Regions from separate parts of the Mus musculus genome. Here regions 2, 3, 4, 5, 6 and 7 are each linked to region 1. Evidence: chromatin loops called from intact Hi-C (ENCODE). Cell type or tissue: heart. All regions are shown on one strand. Region 1 holds the start of Ogfrl1 (opioid growth factor receptor-like 1). Region 2 has its middle 8.2 kb from the start of Mir30a. Region 3 has its middle 16 kb from the start of Mir30a. Region 4 has its middle 33 kb from the start of Mir30c-2. Region 5 holds the start of Mir30a (microRNA 30a). Region 6 holds the start of Sdhaf4 (succinate dehydrogenase complex assembly factor 4). Region 7 has its middle 51 kb from the start of Gm29506.

The links. A loop is a pair of places that touch in the nucleus more often than their neighbours do. Peaks named below come from ENCODE experiments on the same cell type or tissue, not always from the same donor. Only the 100,000 strongest peaks of a DNase experiment are listed, where the experiment ranks them.
Region 2: a loop joins it to region 1, with 2.7 times the contacts of the local background. A loop is called at or near these places in 3 of 42 quality-filtered maps.
Region 3: it touches region 1 in a loop (3-fold over the local background); 7 of 42 quality-filtered maps call a loop at or near these places.
Region 4: it touches region 1 in a loop (8-fold over the local background); 4 of 42 quality-filtered maps call a loop at or near these places.
Region 5: it touches region 1 in a loop (3-fold over the local background); 4 of 42 quality-filtered maps call a loop at or near these places.
Region 6: it touches region 1 in a loop (4-fold over the local background); 3 of 42 quality-filtered maps call a loop at or near these places.
Region 7: it touches region 1 in a loop (2.8-fold over the local background); 5 of 42 quality-filtered maps call a loop at or near these places.

Annotation. Positions count from the first base shown.
Region 1 is chr1:23,381,620-23,385,619 of GRCm38, forward strand. Ogfrl1 (opioid growth factor receptor-like 1) reads right to left here and starts at 1,556. Exons shown (of 7, transcript NM_001081079.1): 1 at 1,196-1,556. The coding sequence starts at 1,432. In heart, no CTCF peak of the experiment used is centred here; a DNase peak (open chromatin) is centred at 1,792; H3K4me3 peaks cover 2,038 bases; H3K27ac peaks cover 1,685 bases.
Region 2 is chr1:23,278,494-23,282,493 of GRCm38, forward strand. No RefSeq gene overlaps it. Among named protein-coding and RNA genes, the nearest start is that of Mir30a, 8.2 kb to the left of the region's middle. In heart, no CTCF peak of the experiment used is centred here; a DNase peak (open chromatin) is centred at 1,528; H3K27ac peaks cover 222 bases.
Region 3 is chr1:23,254,117-23,258,116 of GRCm38, forward strand. No RefSeq gene overlaps it. Among named protein-coding and RNA genes, the nearest start is that of Mir30a, 16 kb to the right of the region's middle. In heart, a CTCF peak has its summit at 1,940; DNase peaks (open chromatin) are centred at 1,985 and 2,725; H3K4me3 peaks cover 2,415 bases; H3K27ac peaks cover 2,556 bases.
Region 4 is chr1:23,322,569-23,326,568 of GRCm38, forward strand. No RefSeq gene overlaps it. Among named protein-coding and RNA genes, the nearest start is that of Mir30c-2, 33 kb to the left of the region's middle. In heart, a CTCF peak has its summit at 1,858 (motif pointing right); no DNase peak of the experiment used is centred here.
Region 5 is chr1:23,269,191-23,273,190 of GRCm38, forward strand. Mir30a (microRNA 30a) reads left to right here and starts at 3,079; the gene lies at 3,079-3,149. In heart, no CTCF peak of the experiment used is centred here; a DNase peak (open chromatin) is centred at 2,461; H3K4me3 peaks cover 1,204 bases; H3K27ac peaks cover 1,626 bases.
Region 6 is chr1:24,003,416-24,007,415 of GRCm38, forward strand. It overlaps Sdhaf4 (succinate dehydrogenase complex assembly factor 4), which reads right to left and starts at 2,225. Exons shown (of 3, transcript NM_026503.3): 1 at 2,131-2,225. The coding sequence starts at 2,185. In heart, no CTCF peak of the experiment used is centred here; a DNase peak (open chromatin) is centred at 2,246; H3K4me3 peaks cover 1,391 bases; H3K27ac peaks cover 1,052 bases.
Region 7 is chr1:23,183,082-23,187,081 of GRCm38, forward strand. No RefSeq gene overlaps it. Among named protein-coding and RNA genes, the nearest start is that of Gm29506, 51 kb to the right of the region's middle. In heart, no CTCF peak of the experiment used is centred here; a DNase peak (open chromatin) is centred at 1,910; H3K27ac peaks cover 94 bases.

The DNA.
Region 1 (4,000 bases):
TTTTACAATTGACCTAGTTAATTGTATTAACAAGTTTTGTTTTTGTTTCTTTAATTCCAAACTTCTCAGTGGCTATTTGCTATTTACTTGGAAGACAAATGGGAGGATAAGACGCTGAAATGTGGCATGCGCTATTGTTTTGGGGTTGAGCACATAACACTAAGTGCAAAATACAAACGGGAACAGAAGACAAGGGCGGCCAAGATCTCATTAGCAGGGCCAAGGCCCTCACTTTGGCCACAGACATACTTTTCTCCTCGTATGCTTTGGGCAAGATTTCCTTTAAGGCTCACAGTTCTCCAAAATGGGGAATTAAAACGGACCGCACACCTGGAAATTGCATTCCATTCAATAACACGCTCAATTAACCTGGATGGGAAGGCTCGGACTTCCTGGAAAGGTGATGCTTCCCCTAAAGTCACATTGGATTTTGGGCTCCATTTTCCTTCAAGTTGTAAGAGGGAGGCCTAATACAGAACCACCAACCTTAAACGGTGCAGACTTCTTTAAAAATATACAGTTCCTCCTTTTAAAAGTTTCTGAAGCCACAAGAGGTTAAGGGACGCCATCTATCTCTCTTCTAACCTATCTACCTAATTGTATTGGTCAACTGACTTAAGCTTGGTTGGATCAACAAGTCTTCTGGGTGAACGTAAATGTTAAAGGAATACTCAAGTCGTTGAAAGGTTTCTCTTGGGGAAATGAACGGTGTTATTTTAAGTTTGCTCAGGAACCTTCTGTGATACTTTTAATGCCCGTTGGACCCTCGCTGGGAGGGGGAGGCTGCGGGCCGCTTCACAACTGCAGTTGTCTTGCTCTGAATAATATTTTAAATCTTTTTTTAAAAAATTAAAATTAAAAAAAAATCAATAACAGGCACTGGCCGGGTCCTCCTCACAATCTTCTATTTTTAGTTTAGTTCCTCCCACCCCACCTTCGCATCACCCAGCTGCGCTGCAGAGGCAAAGAGAACACCGAGTGGGGTCGGGGTCTGCCTTGGGGAGACTTCCCTGCGAGGTTCACAGCAAGGCCCCCTGGGCTAGCAGCTAGCCACCTGGGCACCGCAGGCTCCCTTAGGTCGGGTGCCCGGGCCAAGCACGCCGAGCATCCCGCCCTGCATCCCCGGGGGCAGTCCCCTCCCGGGCGCCGGGAGCACGACCTCGCCGGGCCCACCGTGGGTCCCGGGGCCGCGTACCTGCTCCGCGCCCGCCGCCTCGGCGTGGTCCTCGGGCACGGGGCTGGCGCGGGGCCGCCCTCCGGCTCTCTCGGGAGGTTGCTTGGGCTGCTCCGGCTCGTCGTGCTGCTGGCCCTCGCCACCGCCTGCCGGCCCCGGCTGCTCGGGCTCGGGCTCCGAATCGGTCTGCCAGGTGGAGTCGCAGTCCTCCACGGTGGTGGGCTCGCGGAAGCTGACCCCGCCGAGCAGGTTGCCCATTGAAGAGGCGGCGGCGGGCGCGGGCTGCGGTAGCGCGCTAGGGCCCGGGCATGGCCGCGCTCCGCTCGCTCGGGGCGCAGGCGGCTGCTCGCCCGGCCCGCGCCGCACAGCTCAGCGCGGCCGCCGGCGCTCCGGCGCACAGGCGGGGAGGAGCCGGGCCCCCCGGAGCCGCCGCCGCACGCGTCCCAGCCAGCCCATCCCGCCGCCGCCCCGCCCTGCCCCGCCCCGCCCCAGCGAAGCCAACCCACTCCCGAGCGCGCGGCACCAGCTCCACCGGGACGCGCCCCCCTCCACGGTCCCCGGGAGTGGCCAGGGGTCAGCTGCCCCGCCCCCTGTGGACCGGGATCCGCCCCCTTGGGGCTCCTCCCAGCCAAGCGAGAAGCCTGATCCCGCCCAGGTCAGAGAGTGGAAGGAGGTGTCTCCATCAGCAGACCGGTCCTGCCCACACCCCCGCCCCCACTGGCTGCTCCAAGAGGAAGACAAATTAGCCACAGCAGAAGACAAAAGCTAATCTTGACAGTGCACCCTCTAAACAGGAAATCCAAGCTTCGGGAACAGTACTTAAGGCCACCTAGAATCCCTGCGGTCTATAAAATAAAAGTCAGAGCTCTCTGTCCCCTCATCTTAAAAGCAAACTTCTCTCGAAACAAAGGAGCAAGAAGAATTAGGCCAGCACATTTATTTCATCAGTGAGTAGTCCACATTTGTGCTCTGGGCAGAAAAACGTCGGCATTTATACAATGAACAGGCTGGTTCTAAGTGGAGTGCTGAAGACTATGGTTCTAAGGACCAGAGGCAAACCTGCTGTAAGAATACTTCTAGGCAAAATAACAACCAAAGCATCTGAAAATGGCAGAGCGTGAAACCAACTCCAGGAGCTAGTGGCCCGATGCCTGCACCTGAGTCTTGATGGGATTTTTTCTGCCGTGGGACATTGCCTGGGATCATGGGTTAGTTTTATTAGATGCATCAATTGTACTCAGAACTAGTAATTAAATAGATTGCAAATCCAGGTAGATGGGTATTGCTTAAGGAAGATTTGGCTAGAAGATGCCTCTCCACAGATAAATCAGTGGTTGTTTCTTTCCAAACTTCACAGTAGGGTGTGACTCTACTAGCAGTTTCTGGCTTTGGACAGGTCACGTAACTTCTTGAGACCCCGGTAGTCTCCTCATCTTCAAAATGAAGCCAGGTTTTTCTCTCTGGAATGGCATCTAGCTTCACCTTTAATGACCTTATGACTATCAGGGGCCACACAAAAAGAACGTTCTGGTCAGATATTCATTCATAAAAACTGATGATATTAGGATGAAGTCCTTGTCAGATCCAAACAAAATTAGAACTTGACAGTATTATTGGGGGAGGGGTGTTCATACCTGTCTGAGGTAGGGAGTTTCTTGGTTGATAAGATGTTTGTTTTAATAGGCCAGCTTGCTTTGCGCACCTCTCCCACAACAGGGGGTCGGGAAGGGGATAGGATTATCTGTAACATTAAGACTGCAGCAGTCCATACGAATGCTCACGCAGAGAATTTGCCTAGCAATCCTACAAACTATACAAGGGAACCCACCTCAAGACCTTCTTCCCCCCTCCTCCAAAACCCAAAGTCTTGATATTCAAGACGTTTTTGTAAGTTTATCTCTTTTTAAATTTAGAGTCGAATCCTTCCTCAAACCCTGTTGACTATATCTGTGGTTAATTCTTGTTCGTCTCCTCTCTCCCAGGGCTCTGCTCATCCCAAATAAATGTCACTGCAGAGAACCTCTGATCATGGTTTATGTTGACAATGACTTAGTGAGAAAAAAAAAAAAAAAGTATGGGGCAGCTGTAGAACAAATCAATCTGACACTGTTAAAATTCAGGGATTCCATTTGTCTTCCATCAGAACCGGACTAGAATACACTGCAAAGTGAACATTTAGTCCAAGATCGGAGCTGAAAGCCTAGTGGTAATGTGCCCAGGTGCTCTACCTGTTTCCCACCTGTATTGTAGAATAAGTCCATTGCAATGTCTTTGCTGTCCTGTAATTAGGAGTCTATTTTCCCTGCTCCCAGAATGTCGTAGTTGCATGGAGTTCTTTGTCTAGGGTTGAGGCCCCATGAGACTTCCCCCTTTTCGTGTTAGCATGTCTATCGGTGCCATCCCTGTTCAGCTCATGTTCATGAGTCTTCCTGGGTGTAGCTTCCCTGACAGGTCTAGAAGAGGAAATCGCAAAGCAAACTCCTGTTTCTCTGGCTCTTTCAGGGTTTCCCCTACCTCTTCCACTATATGCAACAATAATTTTTTTAAAAACATAGTTTGTGAACTTGATTTTTAAAAATAAATAGAAGGGAGTAGGGTACATGGGAAGGGTTGGAGGGAGGAAAGGGAAGGATAAAAATAATATAATCATATTTTAATTTCAAAATTTAAAAAAAAGAGAGAAAGAGAAAGATAGAGTTTTAACCCTCACTCTTGAATTGGTTATAATCTACCTTAAAAAATAGAACCTGGAATAAGATATATTTTAAGATTTTCAAAGTTAAGCCAAAGGGAACTTTGCATTTTCAGTATATTAGTTTGGGTTAT
Region 2 (4,000 bases), 100 kb before region 1:
GAAACGCACATGAAGCAAAGGCATTGTATGAACAGATACACACACAACTACAATTTTTCAGTCTTTGATTTTCTATTTATTTACATCTCTGATTCTATATGGGTCTTCTATAACTGGCCAGTTGTTTATTACTTAAACATTTTAGCTGTTGGCAAGATTAAGTTGTGAGCAATCCAAGAGTGCTTTTCTGATTATTCAGTCACCATATTAGTTATTTTCATCCTTGCTGTGATTAAATTCCAGACAAGGGCCAAATGAAGGCCTAAGTTTGGGTCAGAGTTTGAGTACGTGGTCCATCATTATGGTGGCAGTAGCATGAGGCACTTGGTCACATTATGCCTGCAGTGAGAAAGGGGAGAAAGGGGAGAGAGACATGAATCCTAGACCTTCACTTAGCTCACTTCTTTCCTTTTGCTCAGTTCACTACTCCAGCCCATGGTACACTGCCACATACATTCAGAATGAGGTCTTCCATCTTACTTCTACAGAATTAGGTGCAGAATTAGGTAAAGAATTAGCTAAAAGGAAAAAAAAAAAAAACCCTTACAGAAATGCATAGAGGTTTGGTTCCATGGCTATTTTAAATTTCATCAAGTTGACAGTCAAAAATCTGCTTTCAGAAAGAACTATGGCAGTATATGAATACCTTTGCAATCTTTTCCCTTGACATATCTTTTGATGGGGAACTAATCTCAATTAGTGACAAGAAAAATATCGATAATGAGTGAAACACCCAGTCAAAAGGGATACCATGCAAGCTTTCTGTAGTTTACTCTTATATTTTTAAGGGTATGTTAAAATTAAAGTCTGTGAGGCTCTCCTGTACTCTGTAGTGAGACCGTCTGCTGATACACTGGCCACTTGGAATTACTGCTTAACATGTACAATGGCTATCTTAGCCATTTCTGAATTAATAAGACTCCCTATGCTTTACAGATCTCAGATATGTAATGCAGTATATTCAAGGACTGCTTCAGAAGTAGTATTTATGTAGGTATACACATTTGTTCTTCTAACATGTAGACATTAAAGACTATCCTTGGCACTGGATAGCACAGAATACTAGCTCGCTGACTAAAACAAATGGCTGCCAGAGTGTATTATTAAATTTCAACTGTCTTACGTGTTAGAAAACTATACTCCTGTTTTTGTACACAACTTTGTACCTTTTTATTAACATTTTCAACTCTAGCAAATAGCTCTGTTTTTCTTGTCATTATTATGTTTCCAACCATTCATATGTTTTTAAACTAATACTTGGTAATGCTCATATAAAATGACATTAGTTAAAGTCTCAGTGTCTGGAATGTGCAAGGCCCCGGGTATCATAATAAGTATCACAGAGACTCCATTTCTAGCTCTACCTGCTGTACCTGAGTCACCACTGTGAGACAGTCACATCATCAAGCCACTCTACATTACTAAGTAGTGGTGACTTCATTTCCGTGTTTCCTTTCGGCTACTATTTGGGAGACTCCCTTCAAATAGAGGAAGTGGGCTGATGAAGGCCAGTGTTTTCATTTCAGATCCTTCACATCTCTGGAAAGCTGCATCCTCTGTAGAAAATAGTGTTGTATGTGTGCCAGAGTATAACCCTGACATTTATCAGGGAGAGGGAGGAGGTCACATAATGCCTTGTGTCTTTCAGCAGTAATCCTCCCATTTGGCAAGAGTTAGACAGGAAGTGTTTAACAATGGGATTTTATAAAATTCAATATAGTAATGAGTGTTTTTATATTTGAATGGATCAAAGGAAGTTTTCTTTCTTTCTTTCTTTTTTCTCCCCCTAACAGGATGGGCGCTTAGAGTGAAGGTATCTATGGACTTGGGAGCGTTTGCTTACTTTATTAAACTTTGTGTAATATTTTCCCATTTTATCATGTCCATGAAGGGAGAAAGGTAAGAAAGCTGTGGTAGTCTCTATATTGATTTCAAATAGTTTGCTTAAGGAGAGTTAGTGAGGAAGTAGCTGTCTTTTAGGAAGATGATTTTATCAGCGACAGAGGCCTTAGAATGTCTTCAACTAGACTATAAACAATGAAGTTATTTTCTTTCACATTTGCACCATGAGACCTGGTAGTCTTAAGCTTTATACACAAATAGCTTTGTATCAAGAACTAAATTTACAGGAACTAGAGGAAAAGATACTCCTGTTTGACCCCAGTCGCACAGGCTCTCCAAGGCAGCTACTGATACAAGTTTCTTAGGGCTACTACTAAAGGGTTGGTTAGTAGTACACAGGGGACATCGAAACTGAACAAAGTGAATCCTTTTCCTCAGATTTTAAACATAACAATGTAGGTCTTCACTAGCCAGTAACCCTTGTCAGTAACATAGGAAGTTAGGCAGGTTACAGCGAAAGGGGATAAAGAGAAGGAGAGGCAGAGATTCAGAAAGGCATAAACCTGGCTATGAAAGACACTCGGCTTCACTGAGGACCAGCTACAAGGTCACAAAATTTGGGGTGGCATATATTCATTTTGTGGCATGTTTCGATAGTATTTGGATACAGCCTAATAAAGACATCAAAAAAGAATATTATAAACTGGAAACATCACTTAAGAAGAGAACTCAATGTAGGATTGCATAGCTATTAACTATAATAGGATGTTTTTTGATGACAGATAATCTGTTTTATCTGTGATCCTGTTTTACCTCTCCAGAGTCATTGGTTGGACTATGAACTTCAAGTACTCAGAGCCCACGGAGATCTAGAATACCTTTTATCTCTGACCCATTATTCACATTACTCTCTTTTCTCAAACCTTATAGATTGTGCACTTTAGCTTGTAGAGAGGGTGCTTTTATGAAAGAATTAATTCCCATAATTTAACTTTCCAGATAAGTGAATCATATGCCATTTAAAACTAAAAGAAGCATTTTGGTAAGTTGAGGCTATGACTACAGACCGAACTTGTGCTGTGCCTGTTGAGTGCATTGAGGCCTCTGATGTTTGGGCGTGGGACTGTAATTGTGCCTTTAAAATGTGGGGACTGTGCTTGTTACCTCTCTATCCCCACAGCACTAGAACAGCGTCAAAAAAGGTTTTATAAATACTTGGTTAATTTCTAAGGATAGTATCATTCTCTCTTAATGTTGCCTTTTTCAGTCAGTATTACTCAGCTTGGCCTTAATGGCAATGAAAACATCTTTTTTCACTTGCTCTGTTGCCTAGTTGGTCCTTTCCTGTCCTTTCTTTACCTGAATTTGATAGATACTTAAAATTATCCTTAAGCTTCACAAGAGCTATGTCACCTATACGACATATGGAATTTCTTAGACAGATGGCCTAATAGTGACATTAATTTGGTTCATTGTGCTAATCTGTCCCATTCCATGTGGGCCCCAAGTCATACATCTAACATAATTTTGCTTTTTAAGGTATATGTCTGTACTGGCTAGTTTTGTGTCAACTTGACACAGCTGGAGTTATCACAGAGAAAGGAGCTTCAGTTGAGGAAATGCCTCCATGAGATCCAGCTGTAAGGCATTTTCTCAATTAGTGATCAAGGGGAAAAGGCCCCTTGTGGGTAGAATCATCTCGGGGCTGGTAATAAGAGAGCAGGCTGAGCAAGCCAGGGGAGCAAGCCAGTAAGGAACATCCCTCCATGGCCTCTGCATCAGCTCCTGCTTCCTGACCTGCTTGAGTTCCAGTCCTGAATTCCTTTGGTGATGAACATCAGTATGGAAGTGTAAGCTGAATAAACCCTTTCCTCTCCAACTTGCTTCTTGGTCATGATGTTTGTGCAGGAATAGAAACCCTGACTAAGACAATGTCCAATTGAGAAAACCTTTATTCTCAAGTTTAACTTGTCATCTTAACATAAATTGCCATTTTACGCAGGAACTGTTCAGGCGAAGTGCAGTTAGTGAGGCCTGGACTTTTATCACTTGAGTTTCTGTTAGTATCCCTCCCTTTAGGGTACATGTGTGCAGCACTTAGGGCTTTCCCTGTGTTAGGATTCTAATTAAACTTCTCCACAAGGATATCTTGAGAGAC
Region 3 (4,000 bases), 130 kb before region 1:
ATGCAGGGTGACAGGACTCTCCAGAGCAGCTGGGAGGACTGGCTCAACGCTGCTGCAGTACCTAACAGAAGTACCGGGGTTTGGTTTTCTAGAATTTGTAGGAGCTTAATTCCTATCTATTTGAAGAGAAAACTGATGGGTCAAAAAAAAAAAAAATACGTGGATGGAAAAACCATGAAGAGCGAGGAAACGTTCATTGGCTGCCGGTGGGCAAATATTGACAGTGAAGTTGAGAAGAATAACAATATGCTTTAGGCCGCATTGCACTTGGCACTGGATCTTACGGAAAACAAAGTGCTTGACAACTATCTTAGCTGGATTGCACCCAGCGAAGCCAGGAGAGCTGGGCATATTGTTCTCTTGTTACAGAGTTAGCCATTAACCAGTGTGCCCCAAATCGGGCCACAACTTGGATCTTTTTGACAAAAACTAAGTCTTGGATATCATCCTTTCTCTTCAAGGTAGTCACAGTGACTTTCTGTAAAATAAGGGTGGTAACAAAATACTTTTTCTTGTTTGACACACTCTCTCTCTCTCTCTCTCTCTCTCTTTCTCCTTCCTTCCCTCCCCCCTCCCCCATTTGCTTCACTTTACAGATCATTCTTTCAGAGTCATCAAAACAACTTATGTAAAGGCCCAGGTCACATGTACAAATATTTTTAAAAAGCAGTTTATTGTCAAAATTAATAGGGGATGGCAGCTCTTTGAAGTACACAAATAGATAAAAGTTTTATTCTAAATTATGCAAATATGTGTTACAGAATATTTTTTTCATTATCATGTGGTCCACTTTTAGAAAGGAAGTCAATAAAACTATTGACTTCATAGAAAATGAAAATTGAGTAATTCTGGCTGAGGTAGTTTGGATAAAGTGTTTGTCTCAAGTTTGAATCCTCATTCCATAGTTAGTAATGCTGTTTGGGGAGGCTTAGGAAGTGTGGCCCTATTGGAGGAGGTATTTCTCTGGAAGCTGGCTTTAAGAACACAGCGTTCCTTGCTGTTTTGAGTTGCCTTTCTTTCCTTCCCGCTTGGGGCTTAAGATCTGAGTCCTCAGCTTCTGTTCCTGCCACCTGCTACCCCGGCCCCCAACTCTGTCATCATGAACTCTTATCCCAAGTGGAACTGCGAGCCCAAAGTAATCCTCCTGAAAGTTGACTTGGTCCTGGTGGGTTTTCACAGCAAGCACGTACTAGCTATAGAAAATAAGCAAACATCTATGCTGCTTCTATGTAGTGCGACTTTGACCGCCATCTTAAACTAATGCCTTTTATAGGTAGCCAGAGATATCTTACAAATATATCCTCTGTATCTATACGCTTCTATTCAGGTATTTCACTCAAGTCTCACTGAATATAGTTTGTGCGACTTTGTTTTAGAAATAAGATTCTCAACTGGATACTGTGATGAGCTTTTGATGCCAGCACTCAGGAGGCTGAGGGAAGAGGATATTGGGTTAAAGCAGATTGAATTACACAGAAAGGCCCCATCTCAAAACAGCAACATAACAATAAGGTTCACTTTTTAAGTCCTAAATGCAATTTTCCTTTAGGAAAAGAAAAATCATATATGCCACTAATGGTCTGGATTTTTATTAGAACAGAAACTAGCAGGTTTGAGATACCTGGTGCTCTGGCTAATTCTTTAAGAACACAGATGTCCAAGACCGCAGAAAAAGCAATTTGAGTGCTGTCTGCTTATGCATTCCGTTTTCTAATGCGAGACGCCTTACTTAACTTTAAAAATTAATAACGTTGATTAATAATGTTCCAACCTATGTGTGCAGCTCTCTTGCATGAGAGCAGTCTGGGTTTGAGGGCGGAGATCTTGCTGAACCTCACAAGCACACGTCACCTGCCTACAATGAGGGCAGTCAGGCTCCAGACCTGCCCAGGCCTACTCCCTCGCGACGCTGCCCGGCCCGACTGGACTTGCTCTGGGCGGCAGGATCAGGTCCCACCTCTGGGCTCTGAGCGGTTCGCTCTTCGAGGATCAGGGCGGGTGTGTAGCCGGAGTCGCTTCCTATTGGCCGACTTGCCGGGCGTCCGGACATCTGATTGGACGGCCCCGCCTCCCCACGGGCTGAGCTCATTGGACGGCGCCAGCCGAGGGGGCGGGGCGCGTTCCCCCCGGGTTCTTGAGCGAGCGCGCCGGGCCGCTGAGCCGGGCTGAGGCGCGGGAGCGGGGCTGCGCGGCGGGCTGCGGAGGTAGGGAGCGCGGCGGGCGGCGCGGGTGGTGAGGGCGGCGGGCCCGCGGCTGGCTGCTCGTGCCCCGCGAGCGCCCCGGGCAAGAAGAGCTCGCCGCAGTCCTTGGCGGGCGGGGACGGAGCTGCGGGCGCGCCCAGCCCTCCACTGTCCTGTCAGCCGCGGCCACCACACACACGCACACACAGACACACACATTCACACACGCGCGCGCACACACACACACACACACACACACACACACATACACACACACACACAAAGAGCGCGGCGGCGGTGCGGGGAGGCTCGCCCGGGCCCGCAGCGCTCAGGCCGCGGAGACAATGCGGCGGGCCGGACTCCGCGACGTGCGAGCCGGGAAAAGTTTGAGGCTTCTCCTCAGGCTGGGCCGAGCCGGGCCGCGGCTTTGGGGAGCCGGCTTCGGGACGGGGCCCGCGAGCTCGAGCGCCTGCGCGGCCCGAGGCGTGAGGAGAGCCTTTAATACTTTTTTTTGGAGCGGGCGGGGAGAACAAATACAAGTGCGGTCGGGCGAGAGGCGCTGGCGTGCCGCTGACGCGGGGACGGTATCCGTGGGAACCTCTCGGGGGCGAAGGCTGTCCGGGGCCTGGCGGGGGCGGGGTGGAGAGGTTAGAAGGTCGCAGAGCTGCGCTGCTTGCGACTGGCTCTGCTTGACCTTGGACCAATGATTTAACCGCTTAGATCACCTCGTGGGTGATCTCGGAGGCGACAGCCGCTCGAGTCTTGTAGCTTTGAAATGTGTCTCCGATGGAGATTTTTTTTTTTCTTTTCTTTTCTTTTTTCTCCAAGCCTCGTTGTGGTGCGGGAGTTGTGAAATGGTAGGCCGGGATATATTTATATGCACCCGGGACTCACCCTTCAGCCTTTCTCAGAAGTAACTTTTAAGTCGGGTGGCTTAAACACACCGATCCTTCCAGAGTGCAAAATAAGGTATCCATTACTTTATTTGCAATTCTTAAGACTGGTCTAGATACCCTGTTCGAAGTCCTTGAAGTCCTAGGGCCAGGACAGAACCAATCCTGAGGGTGAAGTGGCAGGTGCCCCCAGCAAGCCCTTCTCCAGGCATTTTGGAGAAGCGTGAAGTATTTATTATGCAAAGGAGAGCATAAACCAGGGCAGGCGTTTGTGTTTATGGCGTTGGTTTCTGTATCACTGGTTTCTACTGAAAAGTTTTGTTGAAGGGTGAGGTGTTGGTGGGGAGGGGTCTCCGGTGACAAGAGAAGGAGAAGAAAACTTTATTTGTAATCCAAGTAAATCTTAAAAGTAATGTTAAGTCTCCCTTGCGGGCAGGCACGGTAGCAATGCTAGTACATCTTGATCTAATTTTAATGAAGGATTGAAAATAGCCACCGTGTTCATATCACTGACGCCAAGTCAGCTCACTTACATAATCATCTTTGTTGAGATGTGTTAGTGCTGTGTATAATTTCAAAGAATAATTACAAAGTTTGTTCTGACACTGTCGTTGAACTATTATCATTTGAGATATGTAAAATAATGAAATCTTAACTTTTGGTTATCAGATAACCTACATTTTTCCATCAAAGTAAAACCAAACCTTGCTATGAACAGAACTCATGTAAATACTGCATATATATGTTATGGCAATGTATAAAGAATGTATTGGCTCTGTATGTACATGTTCAAGTACCACAGTTTTCTCACTTTGTGAGAGTGCCGCTTTTATAGCAGGTGCTCCGCTGGCTATTTTCTCCCCACCATGGAGCTTAGAAGCTTATAAACAATGCAAGTTTGTAAGTTAGATATTCAGCATATATTTG
Region 4 (4,000 bases), 59 kb before region 1:
ATTGTATTGAGAAAATCTTAATTGGCCCTTCACAATTTGTCTTCAGAAATTTAAATTGGAAACACCTGGGTTTTTTTTTTCATTTTTTAAAAAATAAATTAAGTAGCATGGGAAGAAAACAGGTCATAATAAGGTGAATTGAAACCAATGGTAAAAGCTGAAAGTGTTTGCAAACACCGTAGTGTGCATTTGGAAAATAAAATACACGGTTGAAAATCACTAAGGCAAATAGTTGAGTTTTATTTAGTGACCAAATTATAAGACATGTAAATACCGTGAAGAATTTGAGTTAGAAGTTTCCTTTATCATGAATATCCAGTTTATTAGAAATAAGTTTATTGCTTTTATTTCTCTTTTTTTTCCAAGTTTGACAAAATTTCTTGTAATTTTAGTGAAGGCATTCAGCTCAGTCGTCTCTCTCCTCATCTTGACCTCAGGTTAATTTGTGATTTGAGTCAAGTAAAGACTATGTAGGAGAGCTGTTATTTCTATAAACAGGAAAACGGACAAGTATGCACTTCCATTGTTTTATGTAGAGCTTATTAAACAAACTAAAAGGTATTGAACAAAGTTTTAGGACTATCGGTAGGCTGCTTCTTGGAAGTCATTACACACACACACACACACACACACACACACACACACACACAAAATGCCCAGGAAATAATCACCTCCAATAAAACTCACTGAAGCTGCCTCCAAATTTAACATTGTAATTTTCAAGGAAATTTCATCATTTCTTTTGTCTGTGACTATTAAAGATGCAGTTAGCTGTCACATCGAAAAATCCCGTATATAATCCCCAAGTACAAACACCCCGCAGTGCACACATCTGAGAGAATATGTAACAAGAGACGCATAATGGGAGCGAAGTTGTGAGCAGTTCCACTCCCAACTTCCGCATAACCTCAGTGGGCTGGCTCCCCAGCGCAGCGCTGAGGAGACCGGATACTGGACTGGGAAAACAATGTCGCTGGAATATTGACTGAAAGTAATTTGAATAGAATTAAGATGAATCTTTTCCTAAAGCCACTTCATTCTCTTTTGGGTTGTTTGCATCGCTGTCAGCAGGTACAGATGCCTGGCTCTTTCAAAAAAGAATCCTTATGTGAAGTATTGAGTGGTAGAACTATCCCCAGTCTCTTTAATGGCGCTCATCTCCATTGGGGATTCTGCAAAGGACACTGTTTGCTACCAAAGTAAATCAGTATTTCGAACGTTTCTTTTGGTTTTTAATTCTAGTTCCTATAAACATTTCCACCATAACTTGAGGCAAATTATACGGAAGCTGTTTCTTTTTTTCTTTTTTGATTTTTTGTTTTTCGAGACAGGGTTTCTCTGTATAGCCCTGGCTATCCTGGAACTCACTCTGTAGACCAGGCTGGCCTCGAACTCAGAAATTCGCCTGCCTCTGCCTCCCAATTGCTGGGATTAAAGGCGTGCGCCACCACGCCCGGCTGCTTCTCTTAAAGTACAAACCACCCCAAAAATATCAGTGTGCCTACTGCTGTAAGTATTTCGCTGGCTTTTATTTTTAAAAGGTTTAAATATCCATCCACCCACCCCAAGATGGTATAACATTACATAAAGACAGATGAGGCAATGCGTGTTCTGTGACCTTTGAAGCATTTAAGTTACTGACATATTAGACCCAATTTGAATTGAATTCACAAGGTTTCTTATTTGTACAACTCCATGGCTTATTTTAAGTATATAGATACTGGCTGGTGGTTTCAAAAGCACATTTTGATGACTGAAACAGGACAGGAATGCTTCTTCAAACATATTTTCGTTATTGCTTTTATTTCTAAAGAGCATCTAAAATGTTACCAGATATTCGGCTGTAATGACCGAAAATAAACAGTAGAGGGCACTTTGGTTCTCTAAGAAAATAAATTGTTCCAAAATCTTTTGTAAATCGGCAAAATAACGGATGCAGTTTGGACTACATGAGAAGCTTAAACAAAAATGTAAAAATAAAATAAAATAAAATAAAATAAAATAAAATAAAATAAAATAAAATAAAATAAAATAAAATAAAATAAAATAAAATAAAATAAAATAAAAATCTCTGCTTGCTGTGAACAAAGCAAAGCTGTCTTGGGTTAACTGAAGCATCTTTGTTTAGTCAGCCTATAAGGAAAAAGACTGCCCTGCAGAAGAAAAATCAAAACCATTCTGTGGGCTACAAATTGAGGCTCCATCATATCGAGAATATTTCATTTAAGCAAATAAACAAAAAAACTCACATTCAGTTTGAAATGGCCTGACATACTAAATGTTTCTGACTTAAATCAGTAGTCGTTGCTTTGTCTTGCTTTAATAAAATGCTAGGCAAAAAACAACTTGTGAGTGGAAGGTTTTATTTGGCTTGTAGTTTGTGACCTACCGTCAGGGCAAACCAAGGCTGTAGCTCCAGACGAGAGCTGGAAGCAGAAGCCGCTGGATGCTTACTGCCCTGCTCCTCTGGTTTGTTGGGCTACCTTTATGATACAGCCTTGTCCCACCTACCTAGGAATGCCAACTCGCATAACAGACTGAGACATTCTATACCACTAGGAAGCAATCAAGGAAATGTCCCACAGGCCAATCCAATAGAACCGATAATCCAATAGAATAGATTCCCTCCTTGTAAGTGTACCTACATTTTCATGAAGTTGACAAAAACGCACCAAAACATTCACCTTATCTAGGCTTTCTAGACATAAAGCGAATGTTCTCACTGCCTAAGAAGTAGTGGTAAGTGACAGTGTATGCTTCTTCTATATTGGTTGACACTCCTAACAGTTGGCCTATGGATTATGCAATATTTAGTTTCCTCTAGAATCGTCTTTATTACCATCCTTGTCATTCTGCTCATAAGTCATTTTGTGGCACAACGGCTTCCTTGTGCTACGTACAAATTTATCCTAGTTTTATATATACACAAGGAACACTAAATGGACTCCTGAGGTTGTGTTTATATATTTATGCATATATGTAACGATAATAATTAAAGAAAAATAAGGCCATGAATTTGTGGGGGAGAGGGAGCAAAGAGGAGACACAGGGAAGGCCAGAAAGACAAGAGGGAAGTTGAAATGATGTAATTGTATTTTAACTTAAAACTTAAAGTTGAAAATGAAAATGTGAGAGAGAACACGCCAAGTAAGGTAATAGACAATTAAATCTAAGTTATATTAGTCCTTGTGCTAATGACCTTGAGAAAATCATTTATAATTTCCTGGACCTTAGTTTTAACATTCATAAATGAATTTCTGTATTTATTAGGAACTCTGCGATAGTGTCATCCGCTCTTACTCTGAATAGTTTTCGAGCAAATTCCATGACTTATGTCCTAGTTGTTAGCAGATTTATCAAGAATCTGATTCAAGCAGGTTGAAAGATCCACTTGAATTTTGATAAACAGATACGGAGCTAATGCTAAAATGTACATCTTACTCAATATGAGCATCCACCACAGGAGGCCTGAGGACCTTCAGAAACCAATCAGTATACGCCACACACCCCGTGTCAAGAATATCTGGCAGAGGTTAAAATCATACAATGACTACATATCTCGAGGCAGATTACAGAGAGTCTGCATGATACTCTTGAGCCAAAGTGAGCAATAAGTTGTAAAATGGAAAAGAACACTTCAAAACCAATGAAAGCTTGTTCTACAATTCTGGGAACATTCTACCCATTTCCACCTGAGACAGGAGGTACAGCAACCTTGCACTTACACTCATGTGAAGTACTTCAATGGACTAAGGAGCTGCGCTCGCGCGCGCGCGCGCACACACACACACACACACACACACACACACACACACCTGAGTTCAGTGGTGACTGTTCCATCTATTTCCATTATATTCCTTAGGGGGAAAATGATCTATCACTCATGATATTACCCAAGGCAGGTCCCATCTGGAGATGCCTTATCACTGCTAGTAGCGAAACTAAAACAGCAAACAAGCAAAAGGTCTGGACATGGAGATTTATGGAGGATTTGCTAAAA
Region 5 (4,000 bases), 110 kb before region 1:
AATTTGAGTTTTAAATAGTTGTTTGTATGAACAAACTCCATGGGAAGTTCCTCCAAATAATTTTCATAGCTTCTGTTAATTTTCACAAAACAAGGTATATAGCAGGTAGATTTTTATTTATATTACTTTCAATAACAACAAAGAAAGTTATGAGCAGATTCATTGATGTCATCATTAGCAAGAAATGCAGTGAAGATGACACACAAACTCGAAGCCTAGCCAAAGCTAGGAAGAAAACTAGGCCTGGAAGAATGAGTCAGAGAAGGTGCACATTGGTTTTGAAGTGTAGAATTGTGTTTGTACATTTAGTTATTCTCTGTTTCAGATGAGTTCTATGCATGCTTTCTACAATAGGAGAGAAAGACCGGTTGCCATTTGTTCTTTACAGGTGTGTCAAAATCAAAACAGGAGGTGTGATGCCAGTACTGTTCACGAAGCTGCCCTAGGGTTCCAGGAGTCCCTGGAGTAAAGAAGGATTCAGAACCTGGGCACTGGACCCTGTGCTGACAAGGAGCCTCCCATTCGTGGACCGACCACCACTATAAACATGCAAATGGGAAGTTGGCCGTCTACATGGATAGGAAGGAGCAAGGTAGAAGGAGGAAGAAGCAACTTTTTCTGGAGAGGCAAAGCACCGTGTACTTTTTCATTTCTATGACTAGCTAAGTAAAAGTTTTGCTAGATTTTAGGACCAGTCTTAAAGTCTTCTCCATTAGAATGAGTTAATCCTTCAAATAGTTAAAACAAAAAGGATGTGAGGAAGATATACAACCTTTCAATGACACCAGAGCTGCACTGTTGGGCTGACCAACTGAGGGACTTTGACTTGTAGAGTGCTCACAGTTTAGAAGTTGAAGTTTGTTTTCTATGTTCAAGGGTTGTATAAGGGAGATCAGGGATTGATATACTGAACAAAATTGAATCTTATTCTTCCATATTTGCTAACATATGTTTTTAAAGAACAGATATTATTCATTTTCCAGATAATGGGAAGACATTTTTAGTCAGAAGGAAACTTAATTAGTTCAGATATTTTAGGTCAGTGGTTCTCAGCTGAAAAGGTATAGTAGAAACTTTGACTGCTTTTCCCAGGTATACATACTAGCAACTTCCCATCATTTGAACAAGAGTTGCAGAATCAATGAGGGAAAATGAAATTCAGATATGTAGGGTTAGAAGACACCAACTAAATAATCTTATCTTTTCTCAACCCTCTAGCTTTGAAAATTATGCTCAACAGCAAAAAGAAAATCCTAACTCATTAAAATAAATATGTTACACAGAACCTCACCTAAAGGGGCAAAGTTATCCAGCATCCATTTGACTAAATCGATTTTCTCTTTCATATGATTTCTTGCTGTGCCTGTGTCTTGCTGAAATACCCTGTAGGTATAGACTGTGACGTACTGGACTGATACTTGTTAAATGTTCTTGTGTTTTTGAGCTCTTGATCTTAGTCTTTCATGTTTTGGAATTTTTTTTTTCATGTTTATTTGTAAAGTGTTGTGCAAAAGACTAGAGTGGTGCTAAAGTTTGATTACTCCACATAGGATTGTTATTGCAAGCTTTTTGTGTAGTATATACCAAGAAATTACCATTTATTATTTTTAATTTAAGGTTATTACTCAAAAGTGGACTGATTCTAAGGCAACTAGGAGACCCTTCACTTTGAGAAAAATGTATGAGTGAAAATACTTTCTTTTTGTAAACAGCTCCTGATATACAATATCCTCTGGGGTGCCAGTTCTGGTATTTATGTTTTAATTAAAGAGCCCCTGCCTCTCTATTTGTGGGCCACTTAAACAAGTGGGTGTCTTGGTGAGAAGTTCAGGAGGTTGGTGGTTGTAGCTGAGTTTAGGATTGACTCAACTCTGGGCAGCAGTGGTATATGAATGCCAAGTGCTAAGAATGTTTGGAATGTAGACTTGCCAGCACTGATAAAGTTTGCTTTGTTCCCCTGTGTGACTTGACCCATTGAGAAATTGTGGTTCCCTAGGAAGTTTTAATAGTTCAAAATGTTTAGTTAATAAAGAAAATGGCCACAACATAATTCAGCTTGTTTTCACCTGCTGCCTCAAAGATTAACTTTCTTAACCATAACGGGATAGAACTGTCCCTTGCTTTGAAAAAGAAATTTATGGAGCTCATCACATTTGTTAGTTTCCACAAACATGAAGCTCTCTGTGGGGATTTTTTTTTTTAATCATAAAATCCCTAAGGCGTTGGCAACTAAAATTGTGGTAACTTCATCTAAAACCAAATCTCAGGGGAAGGCACACCCACTTCTCTGTACCAGCTTAATCTTTCACTAGACTCAGAAGGGTTTTGAATTACTTCAGGAAAAGTAGTGACTGATAGAGCTTAACCTTCCGTTTTCCTCATTTATTTTCATTAGAGAATGGGAGTGGAATTCAGAACATTCAGATGTGGAGTTAATGTGCGTCACTGCTGCCAGCCCCTGCTGCCAGCGATAGGTTCTGTGTTTTTCCAGTGGGAAACTCTGATCCGCAGAGATGCATGCAAACCTGCACCTCCTTGCTCTTTTCTGCTTTCCTCCTGATTGTTGCTTACTCTTTGGAACATCAGCTGACTGTACAGAGCCTCTGTGGAAGCAGATTTCAGAACAAAGGTGATCTGTAAAAGCAGCACGTAAGTCTTGGTTCTGTCTGTTTCCTGTTCTTATTTGATAGTTTTAAGCTTCCCTACTTTGGTGTTTATGTTGAATGCTCTGTACATAATAGAAGCATTTTCCTTGTTAAATTTTCTCAAAGGATTTCGATAAACTTACTCATGTTCTAGTCCTAGTAAGTCACTTGCATGATTGTTTCTTATGGCCAACAGTAATGGGTGAAAGCTATTTATTCGTGTTTTCATAAATGTGTTTGACACTTAGTAGATGAATAATAAATGTTTCTGAAACATATAAACTATATCTTACATAAACTTTAGTTATATTTCTAGGGCATCGAGGCTTTGCAGTTTACAGAATGTTGCCTGTACATTTCAGAAACTCCCGCAGAGCACTTCTCAGGTCAGTAAGACAGAATGCTGAAGAAGGCATATCAACGTTGACAGTGAGCGACTGTAAACATCCTCGACTGGAAGCTGTGAAGCCACAAATGGGCTTTCAGTCGGATGTTTGCAGCTGCCTACTGCCTCCAACTTCAAGGAGTAATTATCTTGTTGGCTGAAACCAATACCTTGCTTTCTCTTTGATTTATTTTTACAAAGCTTGGGTGGAAAAGATAAATTAAACAACTTCAAAACCACAGAAGTGTTCTTCCTGTGCATAGAATATGCAATATATGTACTCAAAAAATATAACAGTATTTTTAAGCTAAGCAAAGAAATATATTATGTATTTTTTTTAAACAAATAAGACAGTGCTTCAAAAATTATTTTAAAAAGTAGGCTCTTTAATCTACTTTTATTTATCAAATCTCAGAGTAGGTTTTTTTTTTTTTAGGTCAATTCACACACACCAAAAACATCGTGTTAATGTAACTAAATTATTTGAAAAGAGAGGAAGTAAAATCCAAAGTAGAGCATTAATTCATGTTTCATAGTGCTTGAATTAAACCACCTACCCCTTCTTGGTTTAGTATTTCATGAAGTAATGATTTTCACCTTAATATAGTATCTAAAACATTGCCTCAGGTAACTTGAAAAGTATATTTGCTTTCTTTTGCTTGATCTACTATAAAGTCTTGATTGAGATTTTCCTTTTAACTAAACTGATAAAGTAACTCATCTCCCTTTAAAATAGTACACCAAATTCTATTCTTTATGAAGACAATTTCAGAATGGGAAGCCTAGCACAGATCCCTGAAAGACATAGTTTCTAATTTGCCTTTTTTGTTAGTCTGTATTTTTCTTATGGCTTAATGTGAATGTTCATTTAAATTATAGGAATGAGACACCTTAAAAAGAGAAATAGACAGCATCTTTACCTTGTAAAGCACACTCTTTGAAACAGCAGTTTCATTACTGTAGAAATGAC
Region 6 (4,000 bases), 620 kb after region 1:
GCCTTGGAGATAACCAATGTTACACGTTTTCAAGAAGAGCTATAAAGCGATGAGACAGTCAAGCACAGGGGAGATAGTTCAGCAACCTTAGACTCCACCTAGTTTGGATTATGCACAGAGTCCTCTTCTAATAATGTACTTGGCAGCTTAGTTTCCGTATGTGTATATATACTATAATACACATACTTTTCTCCAAGAGATGCACCTAACAACCTCTTAGTGACATAAGATACCTCCAAACACCAGGATGTATGTACATCCATCTTTGGACAATGGGATTTTTCTCTTCTCTAAATAACAAACCTAGACAGATTCTATTCATTTGTACTCTCCCCATGTTCCAATACAGGGCCAGAAAGGCCCATCTGGCCTATACTGGGTTTTGGTGCTTACTCACTGTCTTAGTCAGGGTTTCTATTCCTACACAAACATCAAGACCAAGAAGCAAGTTGGGGAGGAAAGGGTTTATTCAGCTTACACTTCCATACTGCTGTTCATCACCAAGGAAGTCAGGACTGGAACTCAAGCAGGTCAGGAAGCAGGAGCTGATGCAGAGGCCATGGAGGGGTGTTTCTTACTGGCTTTCTTCCCCTGGCTTGCTCAGCTTGCTTTCTTATAGAACCCAAGGCTACCAGCCCAGGGATGGCACCACCCACAATGGGCCCTCGCACCCTTGATCACTAATTGAGAAAATGCCTTACAGCTGGATCTCATGGAGACATTTCCTCAAGGGAGGCTCTTTCCTCTGTGATAACTCCAGCTTGTGTCAAGTTGGCGCACAAAACCAGCCAGTAAAACATTCAGTAAGATAAACTGAGCCAAAAAAGTGTATTTTTTCTTTAAGGAAAATCTTTTATTTACTATGTCATGCCAATTTTGGCAGGTGTATTATTGAAGTCAGATGCATTATGGGAAGGAACATACACAAAATTGATAATGCTGCCTAAAATATCAATCAGAGTGCAAACCGCCCAAGCTATATGCCCCTTACTCTTATCCTCTTCCTGTAGCTCCATAAAAGACCAGAGGCAACGAATCAGGCCTCCTTCACTCTGGTTTAAATAAAGTGTCCTTGCTACTTTATAATCAGTATGGGTTTTAATTTCAATCCCTTGACTAAGGAAGCACCTGGCTTGCCCTGATCCTGACAGCAGAATCATTAAATCAGCATCCATTAAGGATCCATTGTGCTGGGGCATGGGGAAACACACACCAGCAGGTGTAGCAGCCTATACTGATGTTTCTAGAATTGTCCAAGTATCCACGAGGGTACATTTCAGGGTGGTATGATCTTGAACTGTGAGTTGTTAGAAAAAGCAATGAATACAATCAGCATAAAATCCTTTCCAGGAAGAAAACCTCATACAGGCACTTAATGGAAAAGGTCTATCACATTTGTACACGGGTTTGTTAATGTTTCTTTTGTTTCAAAACACTGGAATGCTGGATAAACAGTAATAAGGATTTGGAGCGACCCTTTCGGTTTCTATAATTCTCACAGATCATTTAAGATTTTAGCAGCCAACAGGTATTAAATATGTGAAGGGAAACATTAAAAAGTAAAATAAAAACCAGGCCACTTGTTATGAAAGCAGTAATTCTGTCTTTGGTTTACAAAACTTCTCAGGGTTATCATCAAGTAAACTTGCATTCTGCGTGCTCTTTGATATGATAATTGAGGGGTATATTGAGAAAGAATGCAATAGTTCTGAAAACTTTAGCTTCTACAGAAAGACGAGGGCATCTCTTCTAACAGTTCTTGGCTTTGTGAAATTTTTATTTTGTTCTTTGCTCTACGTGTGCACTTCCCCAACGTTTGAACCAGGCTGACCTTGAACTCAGAGATCCTCATGCCTCTGCCAGCCTAGTGCTGGGTCTATAGGCATGCGTCCCTTGTCCGGGTATAAATTATTCTTGATGTAAATAAACCTGTAAATTAATGACACTGGTCTTTTCCGTATTTTTCTAGCCGCATCTAAGAGCGAGGCGCTTTTCGAAAACCCTACGCCAAGCACCGCTAATGCTTCTGTAGCCACCGCGGCAGCGTCTCCGCGCCTGCGCCCTCGCATTTCGGAACTCGGCTTCCCACGCGGGCCCCCAACTCTCAGGACCCCGGGCGGATGGCCTTACTTGCTGCTCTCCAGACGAAAGTCATCCGTGAAACGGAAAGGGTCGTGGAGACCATTGCGCCGGCTCCCACAGCGTCTGCGCACGCGCACCAAGGTGGGAGGGGCGCTCCACAGGGGAGCCCGCGCCCTCTGCGCAGGCGTCAACGAGGGCAGAGAAGGGCGGAGCTTCGTTGTGTCCCTGGAAATCCTCAACTGCTCAACTGCCTCGGGTAATCCTGCAGTGCCTTGTCCTCACAAGTCCTCGCCCTTGGTCCTGCGCAGTACCTGGGCAGCGCTCTTAGCTATTCCGATGGACTTAAAAGACAAAACCAAAAGCCTGCACGAAAGTAATAAATTCTAGAGTTCACACCACCTTAGTGTATGATGCTTTAAGGAGGGAAGTTCAAAGTCCAATACAGAGATGGAAACTTGAATCACCCTAATTTAATTGCTCCATAAATCTGTAGTTAAAAATACCTAACATAAAACATTTAATTAGATTGAAGATTCCCACATTTTGAAAAAATTTTAGTACGTTCAAATATTGTCATGTGAATTGATTATTGAGATTGTTCCATGACAGGGATCTGTTAGAAATTATTTTAAAACACAGGCTGGAGAGATGGCTTCTCTTTCAGAGGACCTGGGTTCTATTCCCAGCACCAACATGGCAACTAGTTTCTAACCCCAATTCCGGAATGTCTGACACACTCTTCTGGACTTTGTTGGCACTAGGCATACACATGGCATGCAAACTTGCATACATACAAACATACATTGCAAACATACTTACATCATACCAGCAAAGCACTCGTACAAAAGAGATCTTTTAAAAATATTGAGCTTAAAACCCTTGAAATATGACAGCTAAAAGTTTCCCCCCATTATTAGAAAACAAACCAAACTCATAGCTGGTCAGACGAGTGGTCCATTAAATTCCCATCTTGCGGTCAAGAGTGCTGACCCCCAAGAACACCTTGATCACCTCACCTTCCTCCTAGCACAGCTGTGTTTCTCAGTGGCTCCATTAATACAATAGCCACAGTGATAAGAACAAAGGCACCAATGTACATTGAACTGTCTTTCTCCTCCCAGGACTTACTGGCTAGCACCACTAACTTAGCAACTCGTGACTGACTTGATCTGTGTCTTTCATCACTAGAGTGGTTTTGTGTTGTTTGTATTTTTTGTTTTTAATGCAGGAGTGCTGTCTACATGTACACCTGCATGCCAGAAGAGGTTATCAGATCCCTCTATAGATAGTCCTGAGTCACCATGTGGTTACTAGGAATGGAACTCAGGTCCTCTGAAAGAGCAGCCCATATTCCTAACTCCTGAGCCATCTTACCAGCTCTCAACCTGCACTATAGTATTAAGCAGCCTGGGAGACAGAGCTGACTTCAAGAGAATCAATTCACCTATCCAATTATGAAGGTAGCAACTTGCTCTTAAATAATTATGTTTGAACTGTGTTAGATTATAGGCGATTCCACTAGACGCCTCCCAGGGACCTAGCAACAGCTTGTCTTCCCCTGCTACTACCTCCAGCTCTGCTCCCACATTCCTTTCTGTCCTTCTCTGTGCTCCATCCTCTTCTCTGCGCTCATAGCTCTGCTCCCACCGTCTACATGTCTGCCTCTACCCTTCTCCAGGTCCTTACTCCCCTTCTCCCCCCACCCCCAATAGGAGATCTATTGCATGGTATAAATTCTCAGGGGCACACCTTGGCATGTTAGCACCAGGTACACCCTTACTGCATTATCTTTCATAACAAACTGTTTTCCTGGTTATCTTTCCTTTCATACAGTTCACCTGTGGCCCTAGTGAATGCTTTGTACTACATAAAGTGTCCTACACAAATTGCATATCAAAAGAACTTTTTCCTGTGGATG
Region 7 (4,000 bases), 200 kb before region 1:
GCATGCCTCAGAGAGTTTAGTTAGAGTCTCTTGTGAAAGTGTGGGAAAGCCACCTACTAGATGAACAATAACAGCAATGGCTACACCACTGGAAAAAAAATAGCACCTGTCCCCCAGCTAATTGTCCAGCAATGAGATTCACACATTAAAATCATAGTGGTTTTTATTTTCTTAATTTTTCAGGCTATAAGGAATGGAGGAGTGAGGCCTGATGAGCCATTCCCTTCATCCATGATGAAATGTTGACCAGCACAATCTTGTAGAAGTCCTGCATAGATAACTATGTATATGAGTTCATATGCAGTGAGCTCATGAGTACCACAGCTATAATCTAGCCACAGGACACATTTTTGCCACACATTTCTCCATTCTCTGTCTCTTAACATCCATTCTGTTCCCTATCCCATGATATTTGTTGAGTCTTGGAATGGGTAAGAGAGCTAGAGGAAACTTCTCAATTAGTTCCTCCTTTCATTCTCTGTGGTCATTTCTCTGTGACCAATGATTATGGTATCTTCAATGACAGGCCTTTATCATCAAGTTCTGGTGGACAAGCAAGAGTGATGGCAGTATTCTGTATTGTTTGGGTCCTCTGAGGCCTCAGTAGCCAACAATTGGTAAGGAGGTTATCACACATCTCCCATTGGAATTTTTAATAACTCATGGTTTCTGGGAAGAGCATTTTCCACCCTCTGTTCAAACTCATGTAAATATATAATTATATATATATGTATTCATATAATCAATATATGTTCATAAAATTGTAGGATAGAATATGTTTTTTAATGATACCCTTAGTTTTGCTTACTTCTCTCTCTCCTTTCCTGTCTTTCCAACCCCCCCTCCATGCTTAGACCTCTAAACTCTTCACAAGTGTTCTCTCCACTTTCAGTGGAAAGGACAACCTTAGAGATTATCAGTTAATTTGATTGATAATAACATTGCTATCCTTCAAGGCTGGCGTCATATTCTTTGGAGTGGTGACAAATCGATGGTCCAAAGGGAAGAATTTAACTGAAGTCACCAAATGTCATTCAAAGTTATGTTTGTTACCTAAAGCAAGTTACTGAGATAATAAACATTACTGTGGATCTTAAAGTAATTATATCTCATTATGTTCAATGAACGCAATTTTATTTTCCTTTCACACAGTTATTAAAGGCACATCATCAAACTGTTTTGAGCAAAGAGAGATGGCATCCATGCTATTTATAGATAACAGTCAGATACCAGTCCCATGAAAGCTCCTATATTTACTTCAAATTCCATTTTTAAAATTACACCTTTTTTATTACAACAAATGTTCTGTTTGAGCATTCTAATCATATAGCACCATATATTATATTACATTTCCCATATCTTCCACCATTAGAAAAATCGTGTTTATTTGTATTTCTACTATCTCACAAGTAAGCTATATAGCTAGATTAACCATTATCTCAATTTTCAAGGCAATTAACACTAAAAGATACTTGGAAATATATAATAATTGGTATAATATTCGTAGTGGTGGAAGGGAGAAACAACAGAATCCTAACCAACATCAGGCACTCAGCCTACACTGAAACCGGAACTGATGGAAAAGCCAGCCTGAGTGTCTCTATGTAGTTCCTTTCCATGAGGCATCAGAACCATTCTCATTCAGACCCGGATGTCTTTCTGGATGTCCCGAAGATTCTCTCTCAAGTCTACAGCAAAATCAGGTCCTGAAATCCCCCCCCCACAAGAGAGCCCTTTAGCTTCGCCCCAGCTACTGCTGCAACCTAGCCGAAGTGTCTGATCACTGCACAAGATAGGAGAGAAAGCCCTGTGCATGCAGTGAAACAGCAAGAGGAAGCTTCACCCTTTCCTTCCCCAATTGTGTTTGAGGAAATCCAGGACAGGCTCGGAGCACTGACTTCCTGGATGAGGCATACGAATCTTAACTCCAATAGTCATGTAGTAACTCGTACTGTGGCCACACCTTAACCCATTCACCCACGCACTCCCAAGTTCTTGCCACCTTTAAATGTGTGTGATCAATAGTATAATTCACGTGTTTATGGGCTGGTGCTTAAAGATGCAAAGCTGGAATTCCTAACTAAAAGTATTATGGTTTTTTTTAAGTTGTAATCTTCATTTTGCAGATAACCCCTAAGAAGTTAGAGCAATTCTTCCTCCCAGTAAATATGTAGAGGATATGTAGAAGACTCCTTCTTTCCCTCCTCCCCCTCCCTTCTTCCTCCTCTTCCTCTCTCTCACTGTTTTCTTCCTGTCCTCCTTTGTACCTGTGTTTCTGTTTGTGTAAGTGTGTGAGTGTGCACAAGTGCAGGTGTTTCTGGATCTCACCGTGGAGTTGACATCTGGTTCCTTCCGTGATTGTTCTCTGCTTTATTTACTGAGGCAGGGTCTCTCAAAGAAGTCAGAGGTCATAGATCCCGCGACTCTTAACTGTCCACTTTGCCCTGGGGATTCCTTCCTCTGCATCCCTCCCCAGGTCTGGGAATCCTGGTAGCCACCTTGCCTGCTTCTGAAAATGTATTGTGTTTCACTGAGCCATTGCCCGGACTATCTCTCCGTCTCTATAAGTTTGTGTTTATTGCACCCATGAAAACTCACATTTAAGTTTTACATAGTTTGTACTTTGCATTTCCCTGATTCACCCATGAGAAACAGAACATTTGTTGTCCATTTTTATTTTCTTTATTTTCAACCTACTCTGATTTTTACTAGCCATATGGATATTCGGAATATGAAATATTATCAGACTTTTCTCTACATTCCTTTTTGTGGTGCTGGGAATTGAACCCAGAGCCCTGTGCATATTAATAAGCTTCTGCCATATTTTAATGTCTCTTCTCCGACCAGAAGTATACAAATATTAGTGTGTAGGTCCTATTTTAGTATTTTATTGTCATATTTTCATATCAAAACATCACTTAAAGATGGGCACAAGGAAGGAATATGGCCATCAAGCAACTTTTGAAGTTTGAGAGATTTACCCATGTTCTGCATTTGGCATGCCTTCTTGGAAGATTTTTTTTTCTCTCATCAGAACATCTGCCCTAAGCATCTTCAACATCCATAGTCACCAGGGAAATGCAATTCAAAACGATCCTGAGATTCCACCTCACACCAGTCAGAATGGCTAAGATCAAAAATTCAGGTGACAGCAGATGATGGCAAGGATGTGAAGAAAGAGGAACACTCCTCCATTGATTGCAAGCTGGTACAACCACTCTGAAAATCTGTCTGGTGGTTTCTCAGAAAGTTGAACATAGTACTACCTGAGAATCCAGCTATACCACTCCTAGGCATATATCCAAAAGATGCTCCAACATATAACAAGCACATATGCTCCACTATGTTCATAGTAAGCTTATTTATAATAGCCAGAATCTGGAAACAACACAGATGTCCCTCAACAGAGGAATGGATAAAGAAAATGCAGTACATTTACACAATGGAGTACTACACAGCTATTAAAAATAATGAGTTCATGAAATTCTTAGGCAAATGAATGGAACTAGAAAAATATCATCCAGAGTGAGGTAACCTAATCACAAAAGGACACACATGGTATATGCACTTACTGATGAGCAGATATTAGCCCAAAAGCTCAGAATACTCAAGATACAATTCACAGACCATATGAAGCTCAAGAAGAAAGACCAAAGTGTTGATACTTTGGTCCTTCTTAGAAGGAGGAACAAAATACTCATGGAAGCAATATGGAGACAAAGTGTAGAGCAGAGACTGAAGGAAAGGCCATCCAGAGACTGCCCCACCTGGGGATCCATCCCATATACAGTCACCAAACCCATACACTATTGTGAATGCCAAGAAGTATATGCTGTCAGGAGCCTAATATAACTCTCTTCTGAGAGGCTCTGCCAGACTCTGACAAATACAGAGGCAGATACTCGAAACCCCCCATTGAACCAAGCACAGGGTTCCCAATGAAGGAGTTAGAGAAAGGACTGAAGGAGCTGTAGGGGTTTGCAACCCCATAGGAGGAACA